Linked DNA regions of Mus musculus: regions 2, 3 and 4 are each linked to region 1. A link is a loop called in an ENCODE intact Hi-C map of the cell type or tissue named here. Cell type or tissue: left cerebral cortex. All regions are shown on one strand.

Region 1 (8,000 bases):
CTATAATGGGATCTGATGCCCTCTTCTGGTGTGTCTGAAGACAGCGACAGTGTACTCATCATATGTATCAAATAAATAAATAAATAAAATCCTTTTCAAAGCACTCATACACATAAAAAAGTAATTAATTTTTTAAAAAGAATTTATCCCTTAAAGTCATCCTGTAAATATGATTTTTTTTTTTAAAGACAAAGCCTTACTCTGTAGCCCAGGCAAGCCTTAAACTGCCTGTCATCTTCCTGCCTCAGCCTCCCAAGTGTTGGGACTACAGGCTTGAGTCCCATGTTCAGTTTCTGAATGTCTTCTTGAACAATGTGTGACTATGAATTAGAGAAGACTATTAGAGATGTTTTCAGCCTGCTTCGATTACGCTCACTGAATCTGAGGCCAACCTGGGCTACATGAGACCCTATCCCAAAAACAATAATAACCAAAAGGAGGCAGTCTCTCAGAGGCCCCCCATGCTCCTCTCTGATCTTCCACCTGCCTCTTTCTCTTCACACTCAGGCTTAAAACCTGTGTTTAACGGTCTTTGGAACTGGCATAACGGCTCAGAGGGTAAAGGGGCCTGCTGCTAAGCCTGATGACTTTCATTCTGGGACCCACATGGTGGAAGGACATAATCCACTCCTCACAAGTTGTCCTCAACCTCCACATGTGACTATTCTACACACATGAGCACACCACACACACACATGAGCACACACCACACACACACAAATAGCTAAATAAAGCAAATACTTTTGAAGTGTCTTCTTTTACCTTATTTTTGGTTTTTTTTTATCTTTTTTTTAATTATGTTATGGACATTGGTGTTATGCGCATCTGTATGAGGGTATTGGATTCTGGGGAACTAGAGCTACAGACAGTTGTGAGCTGCCGTGTGGAATTGAGCTCAGGTCCTCTGGAAGAACAGCCACTGAACCATTGAGCCATCTCTCCAGCCCCTTAATATGTAATTTGATATACCTCAATACTGTTCCAAAAAAGGAGAGGCGGAATCTACTACAGGTGGGCTCCTACCCCCTTGGCCCTGCCCTTGGGTCTGTTTCCTAGCCGATTCATGAGAAGATTCCCCGTGATTGTCTCCCAAGTGGCGCCAGCCATTTCCACAGGGCCTGGCACATAGAAGATACTCAATTAATGTCTGTGGTGAAGGGAAATAACTGACCAAAGTCTCCATCGCTGCACAGTGCCTATTTTGGTCCTCTTCTCCCTTCCTCCTCCTCTCCTTTACAAGACCCCCTGAGAAAGGATCAATGTGTTCTCACGGGGTCAGCATAAACCATCCGCAGACCACTAATGGACCTTGGGCCATGGTTCAGGGAGATCCCAACATGGGACAGAAGCCGGGCCACAGCCATCCCCCGTTACAGAAAATCCTTTGGGAGGAGTGAGAACATTTATTGGCAGCTGTGAGGCAAAGGCTGAGACCCCCCTTGACCATGCTCAGTAGGGTGCATGCACATCAGGGCACTTTACCTAGGTTAAGTCTGTGACCCTTAGTATTTTGTTGTTGCTGTTGTTTCTCAAACTCTGACTCCAACTGAAACACCACAGCAGGTTTTAAAGCTGGTAAAAAGGACATAACTCCAAATCCCTCCTAAATCCACTACAAAGGGAAAAATCCTTTAATACATGTTGCAGGTAAAATACTATGGCCAGGCAAAGAAGACACCAGTTATCTAGGGCAGCCGCTCTGCTGGCCCCAGAAGCTAGAGAAGAGGCAGTGTCAAGCATGAGCACGCTTTCAAAGTGTCTCTGACAAGGTACCTCGAACTGCCATTCAGAGCCACAACTTTCAAGAAATGAAATCACCCTTAGTCATCTCCTATCTCTCCCCTCCTACAAACTCTACCTCTGTTTTCAGCTTTTAAAAAACCAGGGGTGGGGGGAGGTAAGAGCAGACACCGAAGAAGCTATTTTGAGGAAGACTCCGAAGTTAAAAGCAACTTCACTAACATAGTAACAGATCTCCAAGGAAACCCTGGGTGAGGCTCAGAGTTCTGTATCTAGAACTGCTTGGTTCCCATTACGTCCAAAGTCCTCTTCCTACAGGCACCATCGCACGTCTGTGACAGCCCATGGTTCATCTGGAAACCATCAGAGCATTTCCAAACAGCCTGCGGGAAGAGCTAAGAGGGATCTGGTCCAACCAGCAAAGATAAGCCAGACTCTAGGGTGGGATTCAAATCTCACAAGGACAAACCATTAAGGGTCCCAAATGGTGATCCAGGGATACTGAAGTTCGAGAAGACAATGCTCTCCCCAATGGTGTCTTTGCATGGATGTTTCAACTTTGGTTTGTTTCTCCAAAGACTGGCGACTGGCACACTGGCATACACATACAGACACACACACAACACACATGGGGGGATGAGGGGGGAGAAAGGGAGACAGACAGACAGAGGCCGTTGTGCCTGATCCTTAAGTCCTTCCATACAACAGAAGTCCACACCTCATCACCCCATGTATGCTGAGAACTCCACTCTCTGACATCCCGATCCTTCCAGAAGTCTGTCCATCACTAGACTTGCCAACTTCTTTTTTGGGGCAAGTTCTCCCGATGTGGCTCCGACTAGCCTGGAATTCACTATGTAGCCCAGGCTAGCCCCAAACTCAAGTCCACTGGCCTCATGTCTCTTAAGTGCCTAGCATTACAAGCATCTGCCACCACGCCCAATTCAAGGCTTGGCAACTTTGAGAGGGAAGCAAAGAAACTTCACATGCACCTGAACGGGGAATAATAACAAACTGCGCTGTTAAGCCACCCACTAGGGAAGGGATATGCACACCCTGGGAGCGGGACACTCCAAAGATGACAAGTGACAGGTTCCTTGTTGTATTTCAAACATCGTACTTTAACAGGAACTACGGAGTGGGGAGAACTGTGCTGGACAACGAGTGCCGAATGCTTTCTGCGCCCGGCACCGAGCATTCCCTCTCTGCGGGTCCCTCTCAACCCTTCTTCTTGGGTGTGAGAGACCCTCAGCAGGTAGGACACCGGAACTACCTAGGGCGCACCCGACGCCACTCCAGATTCTGCCAGCTTTCAGCACCCAAGGAAAACCAGGGTTCCTGCCTCCCTCCCGCTGCTGCGGCGCCCGCCAGGGTGCAGGAAGGACGAGGTGTCCAGGCAGTCCCCAGCCGCGGGTGGCGCCACGTTCCACACCCGGGGAGCGCGCGGGGGCGCGAGCGGCGGACTCCTTACCTGCTTTGCCAGCCCTGGAGGAGGTTGGTGTATTTGCTGAGCACGCCCTCGAGCGCCGGCTCCCTCCTTCGGCCGCCTCCTCCGGACGGGCTAGCCGCCACCGAGCCGGGACTGCTGCGGCTGCCCCCGCCGCCCAGTCCCGCGGCCCCAGAGCGGCTGGCCACCCCTCGGCCAGCCAGGGAGCAGGAGGGCGAGGAGCCCGCCGAAGTGGCGCGGCTGCTGCTCCGGCTGCTGCTATTGCTGCCCCCGCCACCGCCGCCGTCTGTGCTCTGGGCCGCCCTCTCCATGATCGCTGCGCGCCCGGGGAGCCGGTGGCCGCCGCGGTGGCAGCCCCGCCGCCGCCTCCTCCTCCTCCTCCGCCGCCGCCGCCGCCGCCGCCGCTGCCGCTACAGCTCCGGGCTCCCGGGCCGCGCGTGGCTGCTCTGATTCCCCGGGAAATGCCTGACTCATACAGGAGGAAGAAGAGGAGGAGGGAAAGAGGGCTGGGAAGGAAGCCAGCCGGGCTAGCTGCAGCTGCGGCCGCCCCTCCTCCCGCCTCGACCAGGGCCCGGCCCCGCCCTCCAGCCACTTCTCGGGCAAGTTCGGGGCTCCAGGTCCCTCCTCCTCCTCCAGCTCCTCGAACCTTGCAGTCGCTCGGAGCCCGGGCTAAGGATGCTCCTGGGGCGGGCCTGGCAGACAGAGTGGGCACGCCCTACATCGGCCCCCTTCACCCTAGCCTTTTGTTGCCCCCTCACTTGGATCCTGACCGGGGAAATCTCCGCACGCCCTTCTCCCCACCCCCAACCCACCTCGAGACCTGGAGGGAGGGACGGTCCTACCCACCCGGTACACCCGGATATGGACCCGCCCGGTCCCTGACACCAGCACGCTCCCTCTCGGTGTGTCGGCGCACAGGAGCCTGGGCCAAGCACGTACACGGTCACCTGAAAATTAGCCTCACTGAGGGAGCCTAGAAACAGGGCAGCAAGGCCCTCGGGGCTCTCCCATGGGTTTGAAAGCGGAAAGGAAGGGGCAGCAGGTGACTCTCCCAGGTGAGCAGGCTGTCAGCTGGGGCCGGTTCCACAAGTCAGAGATCGGATGGATGCACAGCGAATACCAGGCTAGGACTAGGTGCCTTCCAGTGAGCGTTCTCCTGACCTCACACGCTCACTTCACCCTGATCCCAGGGGTGATGGGCACAGACAAACAAGAGTGAGGAGTCACTGCGCTGGATACTGCACACCCGAGAGCCAGAGGGGCCCAAACCAGAGGGCAAATGAGAAGACTCACATACACACACTTCACTGTCCGCCAAGAAACTTCTTTTGCCCACCCACACGCTGGGTTCTTCTCAATCTGTCTTGCTCTTTAGCAAAGGCAGAGAGATATCGGGCTCTCTCCAGCCCACTAGTTATCGTTGTGGATATAAATATTCAATGCAATCTGGTTGTTTCTAAAATTAGAACTCTGAGAAGCTGGGACCTCTCCTTACACACACACATACACACACGATAGATGGATAGATGATAGATAGATAGATAGATAGATAGATAGATAGATAGATAGATAGATTTTTTTTTAATTGCTAGGTAGAGTCCATTCTCACAAGCACAGCCCCCAAGTCCTTTCAGCTTCACACCTGTCTGAAAGTTTTCAGAGGGTTCAGCTCTGGAGACGCCCATGCAGATGCTTCAGAGGTGATGGTAAGAGATGGCCACCACGTAAATAGGAATTCCAGGTGTCCACATATTATGAAAAAGTAAAACAGCCTTGCAAGAAGAAATACGAGAACCACACTGAAGCTGGGTGGGGGGGTCTACTCCTATAATCACAGCAGAGGATGAGGAGGCAGAGGGAGGTGGATCTCTCTGAGTTTGAGGCCAACCTGGTCTACAGAGCAAGTTCTAGGACAGCCAGGGCTACACAGAGAAACTGGAGAGGGGGGAGGGGAGGGAAGGGGAGGGGAGGGGAGGGAGACCCACACTGAAGCCAAAGGACACAGAGGTGTCCCTTGGTTAGTTTGGTGTTTGTTCACTTGCTTGCTAAGTTATGAGTTCATGTACTCCAGGCTGACCTCAAGTAACTATGTAGCCAAGGCTAGCCTGGAATTCTGGATTCTACTTCCCAAGTGCTGGGATCACAGATGTGCCCCAACTGAGTGCATGCCCGCTGCCACGGAGGTCAAAAAAAGGATGTAGGAGCCTCTGGAACTGGCTCTGGAGATGGCTGCGAGCCACCATGTGGGCGCTGGGACCTGAAACTGAGCCCTCTGAAAGGCTGAGCCATCACTCCAACCCCTTAAAATACATAATAAGAAATATAATAATAGAAAAAGTAAGAGAAAAAATATTAATACGGGAGGGGGCACACAAGTGGTATGACATGGTTGCAGAGATTGAAGGACAACTTGCAGGAGGCAGCTCTCTCCTACTCCAGGGGCCAAGGTGATCCAACTCGGGTCCTCAGGCTTGGTAGCAAATACTTCGCCTGCTTACCCGGAACTGAACTCAGGCCAGCAGGCCTGGCAGCAGGTGCCTTACCTGCTGAGCCATCTCACAAGCCCATGAGCCTGTTCTTGTATGTGCCTCCCCCATTCCCTCTCTCTCCCTCTCTTCACCCTCTCTGTACCTATGTATTGTGTATGTATGTGTGTTGATACATGTGCATGTATGTGCATGTATGTGTGGGTGACAGACATGTCAGGTGTCATTCCCAGGAACAATTCACCTTGCTTTTGACACGCAGTCCCGAGCTTACCAGTTCAGCTCCTGTGAGCCCCCACGCCCGATGTTTTACATGGGTTCTAAGGACTGAGCAATTTTTCATTCTCGCACAGCAAGCATTTTCCTGACTGACCTATCTCCTCACCCCCGACCCTCAGTAATTTTGTTTGTTTTGTTTTTGAGTTTTTTGGTTTTTTTTTAACCAGGTTCTTACTACACAACCTTGGGTGGCCTAGAACTCTCTACGCAAACCCAACTGGCCTCAAACTCCTGGAGATCCACCTGCCTTTGGCTCCTGCATGCTGGGATTAGAGGTGTGTGCCACCACACCCAGCTCTGACCCTCAGTTCTTAGCCACTGTTAACATCCTTGGTGATGTTGCTCCACAAAAGGTCCGGTTTCATCTTCTATACTTAATGAAACTACAGACCGTGCTGCTGGGTGCCTGGAATCCCATTTCCTGTTGCGTGCAGTGAGAAATCTGTTCTCCCATCAGCAATTTAAGGGAAGCAGGGAGGTCCTTAAGCTTCTATCACCCAGCCACAGGCAGCACAAAACAGTGTTTATTGCTTGAGCCACCAAACTGGACTTACCAGGATGAAACAGGAACTCAGAAGAGCCTTGTGGAACCAGGGTCTCCTAACTCCAAGCTCAGGGTTCTTGCGGGGGGGGGGGGGGCGGGGGGAGGCACAGCAATAACAACAACAAAACCAGAAGTAACAGTCTGTCCTCCAGCGAGCATTTAGCTCCTTTAAGAGTACTCTGGGGCTGGTGAGATGGCTCAGTGGGTTAGAGCACCCGACTGCTCTTCCAAAGGTCCGGAGTTCAAATCCCAGCAACCACATGGTGGCTCACAACCATCCATTAAGGAGATCTGACTCCCTCTTCTGGAGTGTCTGAAGACAGCTACAGTGTACTTACACATAATAAATAAATGAATCTAAAAAAAAAAAAAAAAAAAGAGTACTCTGGGGCTGGTGAGATGGCTCAGTGGGTAAGAGCACCCGATTGTTCTTCCGAAGGTCCAAAGTTCAAATCCCAGCAACCACATGGTGGCTCACAACCATCCGTAATGAGATCTGACGCCCTCTTCTGGAGTGTCTGAAGACAGCTACAGTGTACTTACATATAATAAATAAATAAATCTTTAAAAAAAAAAAAAAAAAAAAAAGAGTACTCTGAGCCGGGGCTGGTGAGATGGCTCAGCGGGTAAGAGCACTGACTACTCTTCTGAAGGTCCCGAGTTCAAATCCCGGCAACCACATGGTGGCTTTCAACCACCCGTAATGAGATCGGAAGCCCTCTTCTGGCATGTCTGAAGACAGACAGTTACAGTGTACTTACGTATAATAATAAATAAATCAGGAGCTACACACCTGTAGTGCCAGTACCCAGAAGGTCAAAAAGGAAGAATTAGACATTATCAGAAATTAAAGTTATCCTCAGCTACTCAGCAAGTTCAAGGTCAGCCTGGAATTCACAATTCACAAGACCTTCTCTCTCTCTCTCTCTCTCTCTCTCTCTCTCTCTCTCTCTCTCTGTCTCTCTCTGTCTCTCTCTCTCTCTCTCTCTCTTCCTCCCTCCCTCCCTCCCTCCCTTTTTCTAGTGACTCTAGCTTCCATAAGCCACTTGGTCTCTTGTTATTAGACGCGTTCTCACGACCGGCCAGGAAAGACGCAACAAACCAGAATCTTCTGCGGCAAAGCTTTATTGCTTACATCTTCAGGAGCCAGAGTGCAAGAGAGCAAGCAAGCAAATGGCGAAACCCCATCCCTTTTTAAGGAGAATTATCCTCCACCTAGGACGTATTACTCCCTGATTGGCTGCAGCCCATCGGCCCAGTTGTCATCACGGGAAAGGCAGAACACATGGTGGGAAAACTGCCCCTGCATGTGTGCAGACTATGTTTACCACTTAGAACACAGCTGTCAGTGCCATCTTATAATGGCAAATGTGAGGGCGGCTCCTCACAGATCCCCCTTTTCTTTTAATAAGAGCAATAGGCCACCCATATTAATGAGAGTGGAGATAGAGGTCAAATCCCCAGTGTGCAGGTAAAGGAGCCGTACACATAACCTCCTCCCAGG
Region 2 (8,000 bases), 75 kb before region 1:
GTTGTCAGGATTGACTGTCATGGGAATTCATGTTCAGCCTCAAGGTGGTCGGCTGTACTAGGCTCTTTCGTTTAGATCGCACGCTCTGGGTGAATGTATTCATATCATGCTTGAAGACAAAAGAGCCCAAAAACATTCCACGAGGTTTAGAAGGAGATAGTTTTTGTCCCACAGCAAAACTGCAGCTGCGAGGATTCCCTGATTTATCTTTTCTTTTCTTTTTCTCCCTCGAAAACAGGTGCTCATGTAGCCCAGGATAGCCTGCAAATCCGTGTAAAGCTAAGCATGAGAAATTTCTGATTCTTCAACTCCTGAATACTGAACACATGTGTGCTATCATACCTGGTTTATAAAGCTCTGGGAGTCGTACTTAAGGCTCTACCAACTTAGTGACAGTCTGGGCTCTTGATGTCTGTCTTTATTTAAGAATTAGCAACAGTAGCAATAGCAGCGTGTGTGTACACTCATGCACACATGCACACAGGTGCCACAGCCACAAAACAACTTTCAAGAACTGTTCTCTCCATCATATGGACCCTGGGAATTGAACTTGGGTCTTGAGGGTTGTGTGGCAGGCAGGTCCTATTCCAACCAGCCGAGCCGTCTCAGCCGCACTCAATTTCTCGGGATAATTTCCTGAGCACCTACTATGGAGCAGTTTTCCTGCTGTAGTGCCAGGAGGTGAGAGCTGATGATAGTCACACGAAAAGAAAACTCAGAGTCCAGCCGTGACGCTGCCTCATGACAGAAGCGAGTGGGTTAGTACGGTGGAACTTGTGAGGTTCCCAGGACTGAGGAACTGAGATCTGCGGATGAGGAGCCAGAATGGAAAAGGAAGAACAGGGTTGAAACAGCCTTGAGCATGGTGAAGGGGTGCCTGGAGTGGAAGCCATCTTCACTCCCCACCAAGAGGCCTCAATGAACAGTGGTGAGCATGTAGCTCCCTGTTCTGATACATTGTGACAGTGTGGAAAGAGGTTGGGAGAGGCCTTGCCATGCAGAGGGGAAAGCAGTTAGCTACTAGAGAGCTTCCATCTTCTTCAGCATGGACTAGGGAGGCTAACCAGCATTGTCCCCCAGTGTCCACTGTATACCCAGCTGAGACTGTCCTAAGCACAGAGTCTGGCTGTCCCTGTGCCTGCCCCATTATGTTAACAGTTCAACCAGGCCAGGTCAACAGAAACAGCACTGTGCTATCTGGGGAGACAGGCAGGCTGATGTTCCTGGGAACATCGCCAGCTCAAGTGGCAAAGCTTCCCAACAGGTGCATGGCACCCGTGTGATGAGCTGGTCACATTGTAGCGGTAACAAGGCAGAGAAAGGAAACCATTGGTCAGCTCGCCTCTCCTGTTGATTCACTCTAGGACCCCAGCCCACGATGGTCCTATCTACACTGAGGGTGGGTCTCCCCTCCTCAGATAAGCCTCTCTGGAAACACCCTTAGACATATGGAGGTAGGTGACCCATCCCAGTGAAGTTGGTAATTGTGCTGGGTGGTTTTAATTATAAATCCAGCTAGCCTGTAGGCATGTCAGGAGGAGACTGTCTTGATTTCATCCACTGAGGTAAGGAGACTCAGCCTATAAGCGGGCGCCACCATGCCCTTCGGTCCTGGACTATGTTAAGGAAGCTGGCTGAGTGTCAAGCAGGCAGGCAGTCAATGCTCTTGACTGCAGCTGTGATCTGTGTGGATGTTTTAAGCTCCTGCTGTCTCCACTTCTCTGTCACAATGTATCAGAACAGGGAGCTAAAGGAAACTCTGGCTTCCCTAGGTTGCATTTTGTCAAGGTGTATTATCACAGTGACAGAAACAAAACTGGGATGACCACGAGCATGAAACGCTGCACAAGCAAATGAGAAGGGACACGTGGTAGATGCTAGCAATATGTAAATGAGGCTGCAAGGAGACGGGTCTCACATTCACACTGGAATGACTACAATAAACAGACTTACAATAGCAAGTCGTGAGAATGTGGGGCCTAGAGGAATGGCATCAGTTGATGGGGAAGCATAAACTTCCCCCTGAAGCCCAGCTAGGCGCTCCTACAGCAGGGACAACCATCATCTGGGAACTGAGTGGCCTGAGTGACAAACCACAGAAAGGAATGTGCAGCCACTCGTCCCATGAGACGCTCCCATGGGTAAAGGTGCTTGATGGTCTGAGTTCAGTTCCCCAGGGCCTGCGTGGTGGAAGGGAAGAGTCAATCCCAGGGGTTGTCCTCTGTCCCAGTAGGCATGCCCAGCCCAAGGAAATAAATGGAGGGAAGAAAACTCAAGGCTAAAGACAGAGCTCTGTCAGTGGGGTGCTTACCTTACAAACCTGAGGAGGACCCCAGCTTGATCTCCTAAACCAACTTAAAAAAACAAAAACAAAAACAAAAAATGTGCTTGCCTTGTGGCACACAAGTGTGATCCCAGCACATTGCGGAGGACGGGGAGGAGGGTTCCTGGGAATCACTGGCCAACCAGCCTACTCCGGGAGTTCTAGGCCAGCGAAAGATGTGGTCTCAATAATAGGAGGAAATAGAGAAAAACGGAAAGGGGAAGGAGGGAGAGAGATAGAGAGGGAGGGGAGGAAGGAGTGGAAGAGAGAGCGATGAAAGGAAGGAGGGAGGGAGGGAGAGAGGGAAGGAGTGCAGAGAGGAAGAAAGGAATGAGGAGGAGTGGGCCTAGACCTCAGACTAAATGAACTCTAATATTAAAGAGAGATGGGTCAGGAGAAATAAAGCAGGGAGTTGGAAGGAAAATGTGACCCCACCTTTAGTGCGAGCAGCAAGAACGCTGGTACATTTAGAAATCACCACGCGGTAGGTAACCTGGACTCTGAAACCGGGTGTGGCGGAAACTAGGTGTGGCAAAAGCAGGCCCTGCTACTCACTAGTGTCCATCTCTCACAAACAAAGAGAACACGGAGGTGCTGCCAGGGCGTTCTACCAAGCACAGTGGGGCCATGTAGCCTGAACGAACCTTTGGCATCCGCTCAGAACCACACTGAACACAACGCTGGGCGGAGCCACTGGGCGGAGCCACTGGGCGGCATGGGTACCTTTACAATTTTCAGACTTATTTATTCTATACCTTGTGTGTGAGTGTTCCACCTGCATATATGTCTGTGCACGATGTGCCTAACTGGTGCCCGTGGCGATCAGAGGGGGTGTCAGATCCCTAGAACTGGCATGGCAGATGGTTTTGAGCTACCATGTGGGTGCTGGAAATTTAACCTGGGTCCTCTGCAAGAGTAGCAAGGACCCTTAACTGACAATGCAATTCTCCAACTTATAGATATCTTTAAAACAAGGAATTACAATGCTCATTGCTTTCCCCCAACAAAAGTGGATACCACCGTTACATTCAATATTGAATCCAGTGACTGTTCCTGCCCCCAAGGACCTGACGGGGTCATGTTTGAAAGATGACTGGGTGGTAGGCAATGAACTAAGGCACCAGCTGTCCAGAAGCCACGGTTACCCATGGGGAATGTGCTGCAGAACCCAGGCTGAGGAGACACCTATGGTTGCTCCAAAGGAACATCAACTAAGCCCCTGCTTCAGCAAAATGCTCGACAATTAGTCTCTGAGAATAATGCAACATGGCTGCCAAATCCACGTGCCCAGCGCTGGAAACGGTGCTTAGCACCCACGGCTTTCTATATATAAAAGCCATAACAATACTACACTAATCTTAAGAAACTCAGGGTAATTACCAGAAGACAGTGATACCAACCAGTCACAACCAGTCACAAAGCTTCCAAAGTCTACTTCCCGGAAGCTCAAGTAACTACCGTCGCCACATTGAAAATTCTTCATAGAAGAGAAGACAATTACTACATCAGTTTTACACATCTCAGAAAAACAGGGACTTCCTAAGGGCTGTGGAGGTCAGACATCGACATCGGGTGTCTTCCTCAGTAGTTCCCATCTTAAAGTCTGAGACAAGGTCACTCACTGGGTCTGGGGCTCCCTGGTTGGCTAGACTGGCTGGCAAGCAAGCCCCTTGCCAACACTGAGATGCCTGGATTTTTACATGAGTGGCAGAGATGGAGCTAGGTCCTTGTATTGTGGGCACTTTGTGTAGGATCTTCTTTGTTTGTTTACTGGGTATATTATTGTGGATTTGGTCTAACGCTTGTATTATGTTAACTAGGTTCCCAAAACTGCATGAGAATCTGTGTGTAACACACTGAAGGTTCCTGCCCCTGTTGGCTTTGATTGGTAAATAAAGTTGCCGGTGGCCAATGGCTGGGCAGGGAGACAGAGGCAGGAAGGACTTTAAGATTCGTGGGTAAGGGGACCAAGAGAGGAAGGTGGATTTAGAACTGCCTTGCAAGAAAGGAGAAAGACCAGACCTGAGAAGTGTAGGACAGAGAGATTGCCAACATGTAAGAGTCAGGGATCATGGCCCAGGAAGGCTGCAGGCCTGGGGCTGGGGTGGCCAGGATGGAATATAGGTCTTAGTCAGTAATAATTCAGGAGTGTTGGAGGGGAGAGTGTGCCAGCTGCATGAAGATTTGGAGTGGCCCAGTCATTGAGCTGTTTAAGGCATACTAAAATAGAAGGCTGTGTGTGTGTGTGTGTGTGTGTGTGTGTGTGTGTGTGTGTGAGATCTTTCACTCAGGAGCCCAGAAAACTGGGGCAGGTGGCAGGGAGGACTTCCCTGCCACCTCCACCCCCTGGTGGATGAGAGCATCATTAATCACCTACTGCTACAGTGTATCCGGAGCCTGCGCTTTCAGCCAGTGACAGACTACAGAAAACTGCAGTGAGCACAGAGAAAACTCAAGACTGGGAATCCTTCCCTCCACACCTTCCCAAGGAGAAGGTGGCACCACTGTTTCTGATTTGGAAACAGGCGTGCCAAGGCACAGAGGGGCTGACTAACCCCCAAGAGTTTTAGACCTAAGCAACAGCAGATGCAACCTGTGGCAGCAGGTATAGTTCGGTACCCAAGTGCTTGCCTAGCAGCGAGGATGCCATGGGTTCAATCCCACCAGCAACAAAAATGTAAGAACACAGCAGATGTAGCCATTTGCCCACAGTACACTTCTGACCGTACACTACATGGTTTTTCTCAGAGATAGAGGCCTGTGAAAACTCCCACTTCAGGACATAGGGCCTCAACTTCACTTTCTTTCTCTCTCTCTCTCTCTCTCTCTCTCGTTTTTCTTTTTTTTTTTTTTTTAGATTTAATTATTTATTATATGTGTGTACACTGTAGCTGTCTTCAGACACTCCAGAAGAGGGCATCAGATTTTTGTTACGGATGGTTGTAAGCCACCATGTGGTTGCTGGGATTTGAACTCGGGACCTTTGGAAGAGCAGTCGGTGCTCTTAACCGCTGAGCCATCTCACCAGCCCTCTTTCTTTTCTTCTTTCTTTCTCTCTTTCTTTCTCTCTTTCTTTCTCTCTTTCTTTCTCTCTTTCTTTCTCTCTTTCTTTCTCTCTTCCTTTCTCTCTTCCTTGCCATCTCCCCAGGACCGTCCCACCCTTCCCCAATTTTTTAGATTTTATTATTTTGTGCATGCATGTGCATCAGTGTGTGGATGTGCTCATATGACTGCAGGAACCTGGAGGAAAGGCATCAGGTGCCCTGGAGCTGAACTCACAGGTGGTTCCGGTCTGTCTGAAATGGGTGCTGGGAGCTGAACTGGTGTCCTTTGCAAGAACAGTAGGAACACGTAACCAATGAAGCCATTTCTCCAGACCCACCCACCCCCACCCCCCAAAGAACTATTTTAAATGCAGGGAGGCGGAAAGGAGGAAACACTGTAAATTTTCCAAATGCAGACAGGAATTCAGAGGCAGAGAACTCCAGGGTACCCAGGAATAGTCTCAATGCCAGAGTCAGCATAGGAGAAGGAAAGGAAAGGGGACCAAAGGGAGATCCACAAACTGAGGGAAGAATGCTTCGGGGGTGGCAAGGGGTCACAGGAAATACAGTGAGGGTCAGTCTTAGCTGTCAACTTCCCTGGACTCGGACTCTGAGTCACCTAGAAGACACACTAATGTGTGTGTCTATGAAGGGATGTCCAGGGAGGTTTAACAAAGATGGAAAGTGTCTCCCTCACATGAGCGGAACGAGCTGTCCATTGCTCCTGCTATCTTTGCCATCATGACAGACTGCACTCTCAAACTGTGAACCAAAAGAAACCCTAAAGTTGCTTCTGTAGGGTCTGTTACCCTGGGGAGAAAGTTAGCCAATAGCGCCCTGCTTTCCTCTCTCGGCCTCTCCCACTATCTCTTCTCCAGGGAGGGCGGCTCACACCTACATTAGTTTGATTGCTCAATTTCCTTTTGCCAAGCATGACCCACACCTCCCAGACTGGCAGGGAACCAAAAACACTCAGCAAGAGCCTAATAGCCACCCAGTCAGCAATCTCAGGGCCGGGCAGGACAGGCCGGGCCAAGCAGGCAATTAGTCCCAGGCACTAATGCACCAAGAAGCCAGCATGATCTATGGGCAATCAGACTGGACTACCTCAGAAGGATCTAGAAAAGTACGAAGTCTCCAACTGAAATGCCCTGGCTGGCTAGCTGACTGCTGGCTCCACCTGGCATTTAATTAGGTGAATCTGAAAGAGCAAATGAGGAACCACCACATACTAGATTGAAATCTGTGTCCCTTTAGCACAGAGCTGTGCACAGAACTGTCTGTGGGGACCACGTGGAGTCATATCACAGTCGCTCGGGTTTTCCCGGGGCAACTGTGGGCACACAAGGCACTCTCCAGGGAACATATAATCCCAAAGAGAGGCCAGTCTGGGCCAGAGTTGGACACCAGCTTAACTCAAAGGCCACCGTATAGGAGTTATTCCCAGCTCAGTCAGAACTTGTCACAGTCTGTGACAAGAAACGGCTGTGTTTAGCCGCTGAACTCAGAAGAAAGGTGTAACCTGCCCTGTTTTCTGGGGGGGGGGGGGGGGAGACATACCAGGAGCAGCATCTGTGTGCTCATGAGCAGAATCCTCACTTTTGGGGTTTCCGGCAACAAACATTTCTTAAAACAGAGGCAGGCGTTATAAAGATTAAAAGACGCTAGAAGGGTTGGAGAGATGGCTCAGCGGTTAAGAGTAATGACTGTTCTTCCGAAGGTCTTGAGTTCAAATCTCAGCAACCACATGGTGGCTCGCAACCATGGTAATGAGATCTGACGCCCTCTTCTGGTGTGTCTGAAGACAGCTACAGTGTACTTAGATACAATAGTAAATAAATCTTTAGGCCAGAGCAAGCGGGGCCAGAGCGAGCAGAAGTTCTGAGTTCAATTCCCAGCAACCATATGATGGCTCACAACCATCTGCACAGCTACAGTGTACTCATATACAATAAATAAATAATTAAATAAATAAATCTTTAAAAAGAAAGAATAAAAGATGCTAGAAATGGTTTGTCAAAAAGAAAGCAGAGATGGACAACCCCTCAGAAAGGCTGAATTAAAGGGGAAACTTAGCATAGGTAGCCATGACCTAGGTGGGAGAGCAGAAATGCAGGTCCCAGAGCTTCCTTAGGAGAGAGCCGGATCATGATTAGCCTGGCGGGCAACCCATCAGACCCCCACAATTCCAAAGGAAAGGAGTTCCTGGTTCTTGGAGGACTCCACACCTATGTCCCATCAGGCAGCCCCACCTATGTGCCAGTCACAAGGCAGGAAGGCACTAGAGAGAAGTAGTAAAAACAATTCAAAGTACTGGGTCTAGGTACTGGGGGGCGGGACTCTGGGTCTAGGCACTGGGGGGCGGGGCTCTGGGTCTAGGCACTGGGGGGCGGGGCTCTGGGTCTAGGCACTGGGGGTCGGGGCTCTGGGTCTACACAATGGGGGCGGGGCTCTGGGTCTAAGCAATGGGGGTGGGGCTCTGGGCTCACAACTGCAAGGGTGAGGGAGACCTAAAGCCCACAGCAGGAAAGGCCACTGCAGACTTGCTGACCCACTCTATCCAGTAGCTGCGGGGAGGTGTGGGCTGGTTTCTGGGAGAGAGTGGCCTCTAACGTAACAGCAGGCACACACAC
Region 3 (8,000 bases), 87 kb before region 1:
TTGAGGAAGTGGCCAGAAACTCCCTCTCTAGTTCCTAGAAAAGAGTCAGGGGGTGGGGAGTGACTTTTGAAGAAGGTACTTGCCTGCAGCTCCTCCCTCATCAGCTAAGACCAGGCCAGCGGGGGATGGGGGGTGCAAAGCAAGTAAGGGCGATTGTTCAAAGCAAGCAAGGGTTTTCCTTCCAAAAGTAATATAAACTCAGTGGAAGGCATCAATTTCACTTGTGCTTAGAGGTAGAGTAGGGTATAACGCTAACTCTGGCAGCTCTAACCTACAAGCTACGGCTCAGGAGCCTGAGGCCAAAGATCTGCCAAGAGCCCAAGGCTCACCTGGGCTACACAGGGCGACTCCTAGTCCCCATCTCAGAAGTGGAAGAGGATGGGGGTACAGAGAGACCTAAACTACTAAGGCACATATTAGCACCATGAGCGAGAGGCAAGCAGGTTATAGCAGACGGAAGGGCTGGAAGCTTGAAGCCTGGGACGAGAGGTGCAGCTCAGGGGTAAAGCACTTGCCTAGCAAGTACAAGGCCTTGGGTTTGATTCCTGGCACAACAGCAGCAGAATACAAGTTTGAGGTGCAGCTAGCCCCTTCTATCAGATATACAGAACGGACAAACGCAGCCATCGGATGCTGTAACTAAGTCCGAAGCAATGAGAAAGCCCTGCTCAGGTGTTCAGTTTAAGGAACGTGCAGCACTCCGCATGAAGGCATCTGGCAGGGGAACCTGCGTTTTATCTAGACTCCAAAGTAAGTCATGAAAACACTCACCCAATCCCTGCCCCCCCCCCCATCACATCAAACACTCTCCCGGGATGCTGAGACCAAAATAAGTCATCCACACCAAACTCCCTGGGAACATTTTCCATGCTCAGGATGCAGGAGCTCCCTGCAAGGACACAATCAGTGTCAGGCCGTGGCCCCTACACAGTCCAGTCTTCCTGAACTGTACCTCAGGGTGCTCTGTCTCCACAGCGAGGTCTCTCACTCGAGCTTCTCTTTGGGCCTATTTGCAGCAGTCTACACTGACAGGAGTTCCTACCTAAAGCCTACAGACTGGCTCTCTGGACATCTGTGCCCCTCTGCCTCTTACCACAGGACAAGCTGTTTCTCTGACGTGGCTTTGAACTGCATGCAGCAAGAAAAAGACACAGTCTGCTACTGCCTTCAAAGTAAGTTAGGGGATGGGGAGATGGCTCTGTGGACAAGGGGCTTGCTGCACAGGCGTGAGGATCTGAGTTCGGATCCCCAGTGTCCATGTAAAATTCCAGCACTGTGACACTTGCCTGTAACCCCAGCAACTAGGAGGATGGAGACAGGAATATCCCTGGGGCTCATTGGCCAGCTGATGAGATCAGGTTCAGTGAAGGACCCTGTCTCAAAAAACAAGACACTCAACACTGACCTCTGGCTTCGGAGTGCACATATGCATGCCTGCACAAACACACAATTATGATACAAATCTTGTCACCCCCACATCCCTGAGATAAATGGGTGACTGGGCTCCAAACAGTCACTAGGTGACTCAGGAGGCTCCCTCCTCCTCCTCCTCCTCCTCCTCCTCCTCCTCCTCCTCCTCCTCCTTCTCCTCCTCCTCCGCTTACCTACCTTGGAACTCATCTCCATGTGGTATTTGGCGCACGCTCGAAGCTGAGTCACCCACAACTGCTTCTCCTTCGAGTCAGCGGCTAAAATAGAGAAGAGGGAGAGAGGAAAGCTTGTGGATTGTTCGCAAGCACAGCAACTGATTTGGTCGTCCACCTATGGGGGATGGAGACCCAGAGAGGGAAAGGGAAGACAGAGAGGGGGAGAAGAAACACAAACACAGACATTCTCTAACAGCCCAACGGAACAAACAAACAAACAAACAAAAAAAAAAACCCACAAAGGACACTCAGACATCACACCCTAAAAATGTCTTCCAAAATACCAGTTACAGTAACTAATGATTAGGCCTTTTTTTTTAAAAAAAAAACCTCCTCTGGAAAAGTTACTTTGTCACTTAATAGGGCAGCAGGGACAGCACTGGCACTGTTTTTAAACGCTTCTGAACCTCCTGTGGCTAATGAAAGGTTCCAGGTACAGTCTTCCAGTGTCCTTTGTTAAGCAGAAGCACTCTCAGAGATTTGCGTAAGGTCTATGGAGGAAGACACCAAATCCTGCCGCGGAGCCCCCCAGACTTCTCCCAGAGACACGAAGGCTGGATGTGACATTAATGACGGTAGTAAGAAGTCTTGCTGGGCATGGTGGCACACACCTGAGATCCTAGCACTCAGGAGGCTGATCTGGAGTCCGAGGCCAACAAGGCTTAAGGAGTGGAGTTCCATGCCAATGTGGCTGGAGCCCAGCGTGAGACCTTACCTTTTTAAAAAAGGCTGAGAAAGGGTATTTCGAGGGAGGATGGAACAGTGGGTAAGGCACTTGATATACAAGCGGGAGGGCCTGGGTTCAGATCCTGCACACGCAGGTAAAACGCCAGGCACTGTGTCACATCCCTAGAGCTCTAGCTGGGACGCTGAGACAGGAGGATGCCTGGGGCTTGCTGGACAACCAGCCTGGTTGAGTTGGCAAACTCTGGGTTCAAAGAGAGACTCTACCGCAAAAAGTAGGGTGGCAAATGATTGAGGAAGAGAGCAAAGTTGACCTTTGGCCTACACACACACACACACACACACACACACAGAACTTTAAAGGGAGAAAGAGATTAAGGCACAAGACAATCATATGGTCACATTCTCCCATGTATACCCCATGTCTCAAATAATACATGTAGTTATTCTTAAAATATCACGAACATATATATTCCATACACACCTAAGTCATCAACAGCAGCTAACGACATAATACTGACAGAAAACTAATGGTGCCGGGCGTGGTGGCGCACATCTTTAATCCCAGCACTCGGGAGGCAGAGGCAGGCGGATTTCTGAGTTCGAGGCCAGCCTGGTCTATAAAGTGAGCTCCAGGACAGCCAGAGCTATAAAGAGAAACCCTGTCTCAAAAAACCAAAAAACAACAAAACAAAAAAAAAAAAAAAAACCAACAAAAAAAACCCTAATGGTACAAAAGGGAATTCTGCACAAATATTTCTTCCCAAATTAGACCTGTTTACAAACGTGAATACAGTGTCCTTTGCCAAAACTCAGCTTCAGCCTGAGCTTTCAAGTAAAGCGGTGCAGAGTTTGGGCTGGAAAGAGTGCTCAGTGCTTCACAGCATTGGCTGCTCCTGCTGAGGGCCCAGCGTAGGTTCCCAGCGCCCACATGGTGGCTCACAGCTGTCTGTGCCAAGGGATCCAGCATGTTCTTCTGACCTTCTGACACATCATGTACAGACACACAGGCAAGCAAATGCCAGACAGAGCCAGAGCCAGCGCCAGCGCCAGGGAAATGAGAGACTAGGCTATCTGGCGTCAGGACACAGAAAGGCCATAACATGCAGGAAACGATCCTGACATTTTCAAAGCTGATAAAGCTCAGCCAAACTTATGAATTCCCCCTGCAAAATCTAACAATAACTTCAGACTCGCTATTAAATTTCTCTAAACAAACAAACAAACAAGCCAGGCAGTGGTGGCGCATGCCTTTAATCCCAGCACTCAGGAGGCAGAGGCAGGCAGATTTCTGAGTTCGAGGCCAGCCTGGTCTACAAAGTGAGTTCCAGGACAGCCAGGACTACACAGAGAAACCCTGTCTTGAAAAAACAAAGATAGATAGATAGATAGATAGATAGAATAAATAAAATAAAAAATAAAAATAAAAACCACTGGAAAGGTCTGGAGAGCTGACTGAGCAGCTAAGAGCACATACCACTCTTACACAGGACCCTCCTTTGGTTCCTAGCACCTACATCAGGCAGCAGCTCTTAATTGCTTATAACTCCAGCTCTAGGGGATCTTATGCCCTCTTCTGGCCTCTACAGGTACTGCACTCACATGTTCAAACCCACCTATAGATATGCACATTTTAAAAACTGGAGCTCAGCCAGGTATGGTGGCACACACCTTTAATCCCAGCACTTGGGAGGCAGAGGCAGATGGATTTCTGAGTTCGAGGCCAGCCTGGTCTACAGAGTGAGTTCCAGGACAGCCAGGACTATACAAAGAGAAACCCTGTCTCGAAAAAAAAACAAAACAAAAAACAAAAAAAAACTGGAGCTCAATAATCCACAGAATATTAATAACTCCCCAACCAATCGGGATGGTTCAACTGTAGAATGAGTTGGCATTCTCTTCTGTGTGGTTTTGTGTCTCTATCAACCACACATGTGGAGGGAGGAACTATTAAGTTTTCCCTTCTACAGTTTCTGCACCAACAATTTATTAAGCAATAAATGGCCAAGCGTCACCGAAGACCACATAAATCCAGCCAGCGGGAAGAGATGCTGCAGGAATCCTGAAAGAGGAAGACCCAAAACAAAGCCTTCAACTGCAGCTGGGGTTGTTTTATAGCTTCTGAGACAGGGTTCACGTCTAGATAATACAGAGAGATTAACTTGCCTCATCTCTGGGACAAGTAAGGCTTGGCAGGAAAACAAGTGAAAATGGAACTGAGAGTCAGGAATCCAGGCCCTCAGCATGGCTTCACAGCCGCCACCAGGCACGATCCAGGGTGGGAGGAGAGCCTGTCTTTGGTACTTTAATCTCACTTTAAAGAAACTAAAAAGGTTATATAAGAAGGCAAAATTGTCAGCTACTAACACAGCCAGGCTTTGCTTGGGCCTTAAATAATCAACATTAGTCAAGGTGAGGGAGGGGACATGTGGGAAGATGAATATGTCCCTTAATTCTTGTCAAGCCAACTGGGTTTAGGATCACCATGGAAACATAACTTCTGAGCATGTACGTGAGGGTATTTGCAGGGAGGTCTAACAGAGAGGGGAAGACCCAACCTAAGGTGAGTTCACCGTCCCCTAGGCTCAGACTCCTACAAAATAAAAACAAGAGCACTGAGAACAAGCATACACCTCTCTGCTTCCTGACTGTAGACACCATGTGACCAACAGCTGCCTGCTCTGGCCACCATGTCGTCCCCACCAAGTTGGACTGTATCCTTTATACTGTGAGACAAAAAAAAAAAAAGGCACCTTCTCTCCTTAAGCAATTTTCTCAAGTATTTTGTCACAGCTAAAAGTAACTACTGCAGCATTGTATGCATGTGTGGGTGTGTACACACGAGTGCACACATACACATGCATGCACACACATACACACTAATGTACATGTGCACACACACACACACACACACACACACTTTCTGCTTATTTTATCAGAACCATAGCAGAATGCTGGTAAAATGATAATTACATCATCCTGTAGTGATCAGGGCCAGCATTTCTGAATAATGGAGCTGCCTTGAAAATGTACATAGGCTTCAATGTACAATGGCTTTTATGTACAATGGCTTCGCTCCACAGTTGTCCCTCACAGTGCAGTCTTGGTGGGGGGGCACCACAATGTCAGGGAAACTGACAGAGCAGGCTGCTGGCGGGAGCCACAACAATGCTGGACTGATAGAACATGGGGAACCTTTGCAAAGAGAAGGTTCTAGAGAAACTTTGGGAAAAAGGCTTGCTCTGCTTACAGAGCACAACTCGCAGAGAGGCAACGGAGTCAAGATTAAGAAACAAGGATTAGGGAAGACACACACACAAACACACAGATGCAGGGGGAGATGCACAGAGAGAGGCATTCATGCAGAGAGATGCACATACACAAACATGTACTCACAAAGAAAGAGAGAGGCACATGCGCACACACACACACACACACACACACACACACACACACGCACGCACTCAAAACATACAGAGAAGGCTGGAGAGTGAGAGGGCTGGAGAGATGGCTCAGCGATTAGGAGCACTGACTGCTCTTCCAGAGGTCCTGAGTTCAATTCCCAGCAACCACAAGGTGGTTCACAACCATCTGTAATAGGATCTGATGCCCTCTTCTGGTGTGTCTGAAGACAGGGACAGTGTACTCATATACAGTAAATAAATAAATAAATCTTTAAAAAATGCAGAGAGACACACACGCATACATACAGAAAGATGCACAAAGAGAGACATGTGTGCACAAAGAGATATACACACATGCACAGAGGCATGCACACACACACACACACACACACACACACAGGGGCTGGGGAGAGAGGCTTGAATGAATACTGGAAATCTTCAGTGCTGAGCCTACTTTAACAGCTCCCTCTTCCCTGACAAGCAATTCCCAATGTTTGTTCTACTTCCCCACCCTGGGGAGGGTAGTTACGTCACCAGAGTCCCACCAGTTATTAAAGCTATTTTTTTTATTTGTTTTTTTATACAGGATCTCACTATGGAGTCCTGGATAGCCTGAAACTCTATGTAGACCAAACTAACCTTCAACTCAAAAGAGACTTCCTGCCTCTGTGTCCCTAGTGCTGGGATCAAAAAGGGGTGGCTTGTTTTGTTCTTCAGATTCCCAAGTGGTTATTTAATCACATTTGTGTGTGTGTGTGTGTGTGTACATGTGTGTATGTGTGTGTGTACATGTGTGTATGTATGTATGTGTGTGTACATGTGTGTACGTGTGTGTACATGTGTGTGTACATGTGTGTGTACATGTGTGTGTACATGTGTGTACATGTGTGTGTATACATGTGTGTGTGTACATGTGTGTGTGTACATGTGTGTGTGTGTGTGTACATGTGTTCACCAATGCCACAGCATACCTATGGAGGTCAAAGGACAATTTACAGGGGTTCGATTCTCTCCTTCTGTCACAAGAGACCAAGGAATGAAACTCAGGCTGTTAGCCTGGCAGCAGGAGCCTGTATCCAGTGAGCCATCTCTCCAGCATTAAAGGTATCTCCCCACAGAAGAGCTGCCGATCAGCACAACACTGTGCAGCTGTTGAGGGGCCCTCACGCCATCTCCAGAACGGGAACGTACCTCTCAGCTTGTACATCTCTCCGTTGGCAGAGTACACCACCAGCATGTGGGGAGCTTCGTCGCTCAGGGACACGATGGCTCCAGACAAAGACAGGACTCCCCGGGGCTTCTGGTGCTTGCTCTGCTCATTCACAAAATACTGCAGGAGGCCAGCCTCAAAATCCAGCACAAAGTACCTGAACAGAAAGACAGCACATGACTTCTCTCTCCAGCCAGTCCCCTGCACCCATTCTACAAAGCCAGAGACCGGGGCCCTTCCCGGGACTCAGTGGGACCATGAGAACAATAGGGTATCAACTGTGATAGCAGAGAGGATCCTGGGATGCATGAGGTTTTGGGGAGAGCAGGAGTTTTTAGCAGGCCAGAAGCTGGGAACATGACCAGGCAGCAGACGACACCTGGCACCTAAGTGCCATCCTCACCCAGCAGCACCTTGACCTATGAGTGTCGTTCTATGATTTCATGTAACTATTTCCACAGAGGCCTCCGCCACTCAGGGCAACCTGAGCCTGTGTTCTAAGGCCATGGACTCACACTTGGCGAGGAATAAGCCCTCTCTTAGTCCCTTTGGAGTGAAGGCTATGTCTTTGTCTCTATACATACACAGACACACACAAACACAGAGACACAGAAACACACATACACACACATACACAGAGACACACATACATATACACACATAGAGAAACACAGAGACACAGAAACACACAGACATGTGCACACACATACACAGAGACACACATACATACACACACACAGACACATACATACACAAACAGAAACACACAGAGACACAGACACACACATACAGACACAGACACATATGCACACATACACAATACACAAACAGAAACACAAACAGAGACACAGACACAGACACACACAAAGACACACACACACTCACGGCATTGCTACCAGGACCTAACACTCACCTTACCATTAAGCTATAGCTCCCACTCTGAAAGCTATGTCATGCTACGTGTCCCACTATGGACTCCAGCAGTTTTAACACTGGTTATCACAATGCAAGTCTTTCAGTGACATGTCTTTTCAAAGGGTCTCAGAAATTACTAAG
Region 4 (8,000 bases), 60 kb before region 1:
CCCCTAAAACCCTCTCTTCCAAAATCAAAAAATTCAAGTCCTTCGGACAGGTTTTCTTTACTGAAGCCCGTAAGTATGCCACACATCTCCAATCTCCGCTGGGAAGCTCACGGGCGGCTAGCCCCGAGGACACAGTGCTGCAGCAGAAACAGTGAGGGAGACTTACTTTCTGGCAACAGGTAAAAAAAGACAAGAACTGCCTCCCAGAAGTTGTCCCTCCCCTGACCTCCACATACAATCTGTGGTATACAGATACCTGCACACACACACACACACACACACACACACACACACACACACACACTTATCTCTGTGTTGCATACACACAATAGCATGCATGACACACTACACAGTCTGGCTGGAATCCCCTAAATGCCACTGGGCCCTGACATGGATTAGGCAGGCATTTTCAGTTCATGCCAAGTAGCCGGGGAAGCCACCTCAACAGTGTCCGCATCCACACAGGCCTCTGGGAACTGAGGCAGCCAGCGGAATGACCACCCGAGAACAAGTTTTGTGAGCCTAAATTTAAAAAAAGGAAAAGCAAACAGTCAACCTCTCTGTACATACACTAGTGTCACACTAGCGTGTACAGACGCTAGCTGGGAACTACACCCACAGAGAGGATCCACAAGACAGAAACAAGGTAGACCCAACACAATGTACAGACATGAGACACTGCAGTATTCGACTCCCACCTGACAACTCACATTCATAGCAACAGCCAATGGGCAAAACACAATCCCAAGCCACATGTCTAAGGAACCCAAACCTAGCTCTTATCCTTGGAACACAAAGCCCCAAGCAGGGCTTGTGAACACTGTTTCTTTTTGCTTCTTCTTGTTTGTTCTTTTGTTGTTATGTGGGTTGTTTTGCTTGTCCGGGGCTTTAGTTTTAAATTACATTATATCCCACTGGCCTCCAACTCTTTAGGTAGCCAAGGTTAGCCTTGAACTCCTGGTCCCTCGCCTCCACTTCCCAAGGACTGAAAGCCAAGCTCAGGTGTCTCCCCTAGAATGTTCTTGAAGCACATTTGCAAGTGTCTATGAGTCAAAGAGTGCCATCCTGGGGCCACCAAGGTGGCTCAGGGAGTAAAGATGGCTTCCACACCAAGAATGGAACCTGACTTCCATCCTGGGGCCCACACCTGCTGAAAAAAGAAAAAGCTTGGTCTTCCAGAAGTTGTCCTCTGACCTACACACATGCACACACACACACACACACACACACACACCAAATAAAAACTCAATAAAGACCTTTATAGCAAGTGTCGTCACCTGTGAAGTCTAAGAAACCAGAATGACATCGCCATCGCCAAGCCTCAGTTCCTCTGCCGCGTGACTTGTTCATTGCACAGCTACCGAAAGGCACAGCAGCGGGCAGGGTTTCCCAACCTTACTGATCACAACTGTGGAGGCCTGCGCCTTTTAACACAACTGTAGCCATTTTGTATTCGGACTCCATGTTACTCGAAAGGTGAAATTAAGTTTGTTGTTATTACTTTAACCGACACTGAAGCATGCTAATAAGCCAAAGAGTTATGGTTGAATCCCTTGCACCCTGTATCTCAAGGCCCTGAAGTTCCCCTGTCCACCACCATCCACCACCCTTCTTACCTCGCTCAGGACCAATCAGCTAGGAGGTTAGCTGATAACACTTTGCTTAGTTGGCCGAAAGTGCTGTACCACTTCACTGCTTGCCTTTGAACGTTTGAGCCTGGTTTTTCTATGAAAAGCCTGCCCTGAGGACAGACTGGTGCCAAAATTAGGTTTTTCCTTCTTGTGGATCTAGAAGTTCAGTGTTATGGTGTGTGTTCAATAACTAGTCTTGCTTAATTGAAACTGGGGTACACATGGTTTGTGTGGTGACTCCCAGACCCCAGCAATAATCCCATTCTGGGCACTGAATCTCGGGGGACTATTATTCCATGGAACTCACTTTGAGGGATGTCACAGAAAAAGAAAAAAATCTAATCTCACTGACCTAAGTCTCATTTTCTTAAAGTTTCATTTCTGGGTCTGGGGTAGTGTGTGCCTGCAGAAGCTGGAAGAGGGCCTCAGACCCTCTAAAGCTAGAGTTGTGAGCTGTCACACATGGGTGGCAGAAACTTGTGCCTGCAAGAAAAGCTGCTGAGCCATCTCTCCAGCCCCACAGCTTTAGAACACAAGCTCTCTGTTCACTTGCAATGGGGAGAGGAAACCATGACTGACTTGCCCTTATTCGCCATCTCCTGGAGTTGCTCCTCCACTGGCCCCCAGCTCCCATTGTTGTGTTTTATAAAAAATAAAGAGTAAGGAATATGTTTGGTGGAGGTGAAGTATGGTGGGGAGAAGGGTGTGCCTTCGAGGGCGTATGCGGAGGCATCCCTTCCCCTTGAGAGACCAGCCACGGGACAGTATAATAAAGAATAGAGGTTATTCAGGGCATGGGGAGGGGGGTTGAGAGAGAGAGGGAGAGAGAGAGAGAGAGAGAGAGAGAGAGAGAGAGAGGAAGAAGAAGAGAAGGAGGGAGGGAGTAGAGAAGAGAAGTAGAAGCTGGCCATGAGAGAGATGGGGAAGAGGAGCGGGGGAGAGAGAGAGAGAGCAGGAGCAAGAAGACAGAACAGGGCAAGAAGGCAAGAGAGCGAGGAGGGGGTGAGCGGCCCCTTTTATAGTGAGTCAGGCACACCCGGCTGTTGCCAGGTAACTGTGGGGCGGAGCTTAGACAAAATGGCAACACTCATCATCCAACCTTCTGGCAAGTAGCCAAGAAACACCACCCCACCCCCACCCATGAACGTCTCCACAAGGCCAACAAGTAATTCACTGTCCCCATCCCCTCATTCTTGACATTTATTCAATTCTGTCCCCTGAGCCAAAGCATATCGACACCTGACATTCATTCTACCCAGAAAGCCTGCCTTCTAGAACATTTCCAAGTGAATCAGCTGGCTGGGATGTCACTGATGGATGTAACCAGCATGCCCGAGGCCCCAGGTTTGCTCACCAGCACCACCTAACCCAGGTGTGGTGGTGTGCCCCTAGCTTTGGAGAGGCAGGCAGAGACAGGAGTTCAGGTCAAGGTCAATTTAACCATTACAGAAGCAAGTTTGAGGCAGCCTGGGCTACATGAGACTCTGCCTCAAAGAGGAAAAATACAGGTAGCATTTATATATATATGTTCTTCACACTGACACATGTCCTCCATTCAAAAATAACAAAAGGGGCCATCGCTCAGGGACAGGCGTTTGCTAATCATGCGTAAGGCCCTGGGCTCCATTCCCAACACTGCCGCATAGCATGCCAGTGCACATGCACATGCCTGTAAAACACTAACATAAAAATGTTCCCTTCGGCCTGCTCTTCCTGAATCTGTGTTTGGGGCTATCGTGTCCACCCCATCGCCCCTAAAGCCAGAGGGGTCAGATGTGATGACGAGGGATTGGATGCCTCTGTCCTCAGGCGCAGACCAGAAATGAGCATCCTACACCTTTAGCCAGACATCCAACCTCCCCAGGTTAAGTTACAGTCTCTGTCCACTCTAAAGATTGTGTCCTGCCATCCACAGCTCAGAGAATGCTAATCAGTGCAATAAGAATGCAAATTCGCAGCCCCCCTCCATACTCTTAGCCGGTTGACAGGGACACTTTCACCGTCCCCTGCAGCCCGACATAAAAGCCCCAGTAATCAGCACTTAATTACTTCCCAGGCACCTGCCAGTCCCCCTCGCTCTTTCCAATTAACAAAACTGAAATCAGCAGGCCTTGGTTTCCGCCAAAAGGGCCGATTGTGTTCATTCCGTGCTCCCCTCTCGCCCCGCCTTTTCCTTCCCTTGCTGAATTATTCTGTCCAATAACGTTCTGTGTAAGAACAAGCGTCCGCTCCCCAAGAAAGTCACAATCCGGGGTCAACAAGAGGGCTCAGTGACTAAGGGGGCTTGCTGCCAAGCCTGATGACTTGTTTGATCCCCAGAACCCACACGGTGGAAGGAGAAAACCAACTCTTGCCAAGTTGTTCTCTGAGTGTCACGTACTTGTTTGCTCTTATACACGCACATGCACACACGCATATCGAGACAAATACTTCAAAAAAACAACTACCTATGGGAGGCGGGGGGGGGGGGCGGGGGGCGGGGAAGCTCAATAGTAAAGTTTTGCCTGACACGATCGAGGCTCCAGGCTCAAACCCCATCACCAGGGAGAGGAAAATTGCGTTTGGCTTTGATATTTTAACTTCCAAAGTACCTGTTCTCAGCTGGAAATGTAGCTCGGTTGGTAGAGTGCTTTCCAGCACACACAAAGCCCTAGGTTCAATCCCCGGCACCACATGATTCCAGGAGTCATGGCGTACACTTGCAATCCCAAGCACCGAGGAATCGGAGGCAGGAGGATCAGAAGCTCCAGGTCTTCCTCAGCTACATGTGCTGATTTCTACTCTAGTACTCTCTTGGGAGTATTGATAACATCACTATGGGAGAGATGGCCATGGGACATTGGGAACAGCAGGGGACAAAGTCACCAATGGAGGGTCAGACATGCCAGGGACACCCACCTGACACACAGACACACACACCCCGACCGAAGTCTTTAAGGCAGGCAGGGCAGCCACACTCTCCTAGCTTCTCTACCGCTGTGATGGACAGTTCCCAAAGCAACATGGGAAGACAACAGCTTGTTTCCTTACAGATCACAGGCCAACCTTAGAAGAAGCCAAGGCAGAAACCAAGAGGCAGGAACTGAAGAGGAGACAGCAGCACAGTGCCTTTGCTAGCTTGCTTTCTTACACAACCCAGGACCACCTGTCCAGGGCTGGCACCTCCCACATCAATCAGTAATCAAGAAAATGCCCTACAGACTTGCACACTGGCCAATCTGATGGAGGCATTTTTCTCAACTGAGGGTCCCTTTTCCCAGGTGGCACTGGTCCTAAAGAGATTGGAGTCACTCATCTGGGAAGCCAATGGGAAGCCTATATCCTGAATGCTTATGCTAGCCCTAAGAAGAGGTGGGAAAGTTCTCCAGTGTGCTCTCTCTCTCTCTCCCTCCCTCTCCCTCTCCCTCTCCCCCTCCCCCTCCTCCCCTCTCTCTCTCTCTCCCTCTCTCCCTCCCCATCCCCATATGCACACGTATACATGTGGGGACATATGCCTATGGATACATTTGCAGAGGTCAGAGGACGTGTGGTGTCCACTCTACCACACTGTTTTATTCCTTTGAGTTAGGTCTCCAGCAAACCCGGAGCTAGGCTGAAATCCAGCAAGGCCCAGTCCTCCTCCTGTCTCTACTCGCCACAGGCACACACAACTTTTAACGTAGAATTCAAACTCAGGTCCTCTGCTTGTGTAGTGAAGCACCCCACCCCACCCCCACCCTGCCCACTGAGCCTTCTCTCCAGCCTGCTTCTGAGCCTTTTGAGATGTCCGAGACTCAGTGGTACTGAGAGATAAGTCTGACGCACTGGATGTCAAGGGCTGTGGAGACACGAAACGCAACTTCAGAGCCTTATGGCGCTTCAGCAAAACAGATCCTTTGAATATATGACTAGAGGTTAAAATATTAAAGAAGCCTGATTAAATTTATAAATAGTGCTAACAGCCTTCCTTAGAACTTTAATTTGTTAAATTTAGAAGCTAAATGATGTCACTCAGTGACTAGGGGAACCATCTTGAGATGAAAATTATTAGTATGTAAATGAAATAATTTCCACAAATTGAACTCAAGGCTTCAGAAATAACTAAGCCGTCAAACGTAGGACTTGGATAAACTTAGTAATAATTGAAAGGGTACAATCAACTGCGTCCTTTTCTAGGCAGAAAAGCTATATTTAATTATTAAAAACACACTGACAATCCCCATAACCTTTATGCTATTGTATTAAATCTACTTTTGGCATTGGAAAAAAACAGTAAGAACAGCCCGGTGAGGTGGCATGTTCCTACAGTTGCAGCACTCAGGCTGAGCCAGGAGGATCAAGTTCAAGGCCAGCCTGGGCTATGAGGAAAGTCGTCTGTCTCAAAAGGAAAACCTCCGGGGAGATGATATAAGCATTTACAAGCCTATACACTCAGGGCGGAGAAAGTCTCATCGCTAGCAAAATGGCCGCTGTACAAGGGTGAGGAGGCACCCGAGTTTGACCCCAGCATCCATGAGAAGTCAGATGTGGAAGGACATGCTTGTCATCCCATCCCTGGGGAGGCAGAGATGAGTAGAGAATTCTACAGCTTGATAGTCAACTGCTCCACTAGTACTTGACAAGTCCCCAGGGCCAGCAAGACAGCTCAGCAGGCAGAGGGAGCTTTTGGCCAAGCCTGGTTGTTTGGTTTGATCCTCAGGACTCAACTCATATGCTGCAAGGAGAGAACAGGTTCCCACAAGTTGTCCTATGATGGCTACACACTGGTGGGATTCTCTCAAGGGTGGGTATAGAGAGTGAGAGAGCGAGAGACGATGACACCATTGCATACACTAGCAAGATTTTATTGAAAGGACCCAGATGTAGCTGTCTCTTGTGAGACTATGCCGGGGCCTAGCAAACACAGAAGTGGATGCTCACAGTCAGCTAATGGATGGATCACAGGGCTCCCAATGGAGGAGCTAGAGAAAGTAGCCAAGGAGCTAAAGGGATTTGCAACCCTATAGGTGGAACAACATTATGAACTAACCAGTACCCCGGAGCTCTTGACTCTAGCTGCATATGTATCAAAAGATGGCCTAGTCGGCCATCACTGGAAAGAGAGGCCCATTGGACTTGCAAACTTTATATGCCCCAGTACAGGGGAACGCCAGGGCCAAAAAGGGGGAGTGGGTGGGTAGGGGAGTGGGGGTGGGTGAGTATGGGGGACTTTTGGTATAGCATTGGAAATGTAAATGAGCTAAATACCTAATTAAAAAAAATGGAAAAAAAAAAGTCTGTAAGAAGAAAGTTTAAAAAATAAAATAAAATAAAATAAAATAAAATAAAATAAAAAGGATGTGGGCGGAACACCCAGGCATGTAAAATGAAAATGAACAAGAATTTTCAAAAACATAAATGAGACAGGAAGGAAGCCATCACTGGAATTGCTGACCGGATATAATCCAACTGCCACGCCCCCCTCCATTGCATTCAGCAGGTGACCAAGCCCCTAAGGACAAAGAGGTCAAGTCAGTATAGGGCTACCCCAGGCAAGACTAGGGCTGGAAGGGTGGAGAGCTCCGAATGCCACATGAATAATGAGCATACTGGAGGCTGCCAGCCCATTCACATCACTCAGCAACCTGTGAGGGACATTTGTACACGTCCAGACTTCCAGCTGAAAGCATCCAGTATCAAACTCACCACGACTAGCGATGGTCTCCTTTGGACAAGAAAAACAAAGGCACAGTCCGCCCACACCCACCTTTAGCTTCCAGTCTACAGGATAAAATCAGATGTCACAGCCTGCGGTCCACCCCAGTCACACCCATGCCCACCCTCCTCTAAGTTCTATAGACAATCCTGTTTCCAAATCTGAGATTTTGTTCATACCACACATGGTATCCAAAAGGGCATGCCCAGAACTGACAAAACCTCCCTCATGACCTGAGTCTTGCTATCCTTTGGGTCATCCAACACTCCCTGCTTGCTGCTGATACAACACCCTTCTTCCTCTCCCCCCTCCTCCTCCCTCCTGTCTTCCTCCTTCCTTCTCTCCCTCCCCACCTCATTGCCCAAGCTAGCCTCAAACTCACCGTGCAGCTGAACTTCTGATCCCGCCCCCCTCTGACTCCCGAGTGCTGGGATTACACGTGGGCATGACACACCTGGCTCATGTGGTGCTGGGGATCGAACCCAGGGCTCCTCTGTGCTTTCTAGATAAGCACTCTGCCAGCTGAGCTACATCTGCACCCCTTCCAGTCAATTTCCAACACAGAATCCGATGGACCACCCTGTCCCCTGTCCAATCACATCACTGAGCAATCAAACACATACTGAGGGAGTTCCCAGAGGAGGAGGAAGGGCCTCATGGGCTCCCTCCAAAATGGTTTGCTGAGTAAAGACCTT

What was found. Peaks named below come from ENCODE experiments on the same cell type or tissue, not always from the same donor. Only the 100,000 strongest peaks of a DNase experiment are listed, where the experiment ranks them.
Region 2: it touches region 1 in a loop (2.7-fold over the local background); 5 of 42 quality-filtered maps call a loop at or near these places.
Region 3: a loop joins it to region 1, with 6 times the contacts of the local background. A loop is called at or near these places in 5 of 42 quality-filtered maps.
Region 4: it touches region 1 in a loop (2.6-fold over the local background); 3 of 42 quality-filtered maps call a loop at or near these places.

The regions. Positions count from the first base shown.
Region 1 is chr9:114,974,176-114,982,175 of GRCm38, reverse strand. Osbpl10 (oxysterol binding protein-like 10) reads right to left here and starts at 3,691. Exons shown (of 12, transcript NM_148958.3): 1 at 3,212-3,691. The coding sequence starts at 3,498. In left cerebral cortex, a CTCF peak has its summit at 3,162; DNase peaks (open chromatin) are centred at 3,182, 3,678, 4,112, 4,530 and 2 more places; H3K4me3 peaks cover 3,300 bases; H3K27ac peaks cover 2,118 bases.
Region 2 is chr9:115,048,857-115,056,856 of GRCm38, reverse strand. All of the region lies in intron 1 of Osbpl10 (oxysterol binding protein-like 10), which reads right to left. Among named protein-coding and RNA genes, the nearest start is that of Rps27rt, 70 kb to the right of the region's middle. In left cerebral cortex, a CTCF peak has its summit at 4,710 (motif pointing left); DNase peaks (open chromatin) are centred at 1,676, 1,905, 4,661 and 6,324; H3K27ac peaks cover 830 bases.
Region 3 is chr9:115,060,934-115,068,933 of GRCm38, reverse strand. It overlaps Osbpl10 (oxysterol binding protein-like 10), which reads right to left. Exons shown (of 12, transcript NM_148958.3): 2 at 6,926-7,101; 3 at 1,609-1,688. Among named protein-coding and RNA genes, the nearest start is that of Rps27rt, 82 kb to the right of the region's middle. In left cerebral cortex, CTCF peaks have their summits at 1,436 and 3,900 (motif pointing left); DNase peaks (open chromatin) are centred at 1,662 and 4,577; H3K27ac peaks cover 1,598 bases.
Region 4 is chr9:115,034,153-115,042,152 of GRCm38, reverse strand. All of the region lies in intron 1 of Osbpl10 (oxysterol binding protein-like 10), which reads right to left. Among named protein-coding and RNA genes, the nearest start is that of Rps27rt, 55 kb to the right of the region's middle. In left cerebral cortex, no CTCF peak of the experiment used is centred here; a DNase peak (open chromatin) is centred at 3,777; H3K27ac peaks cover 177 bases.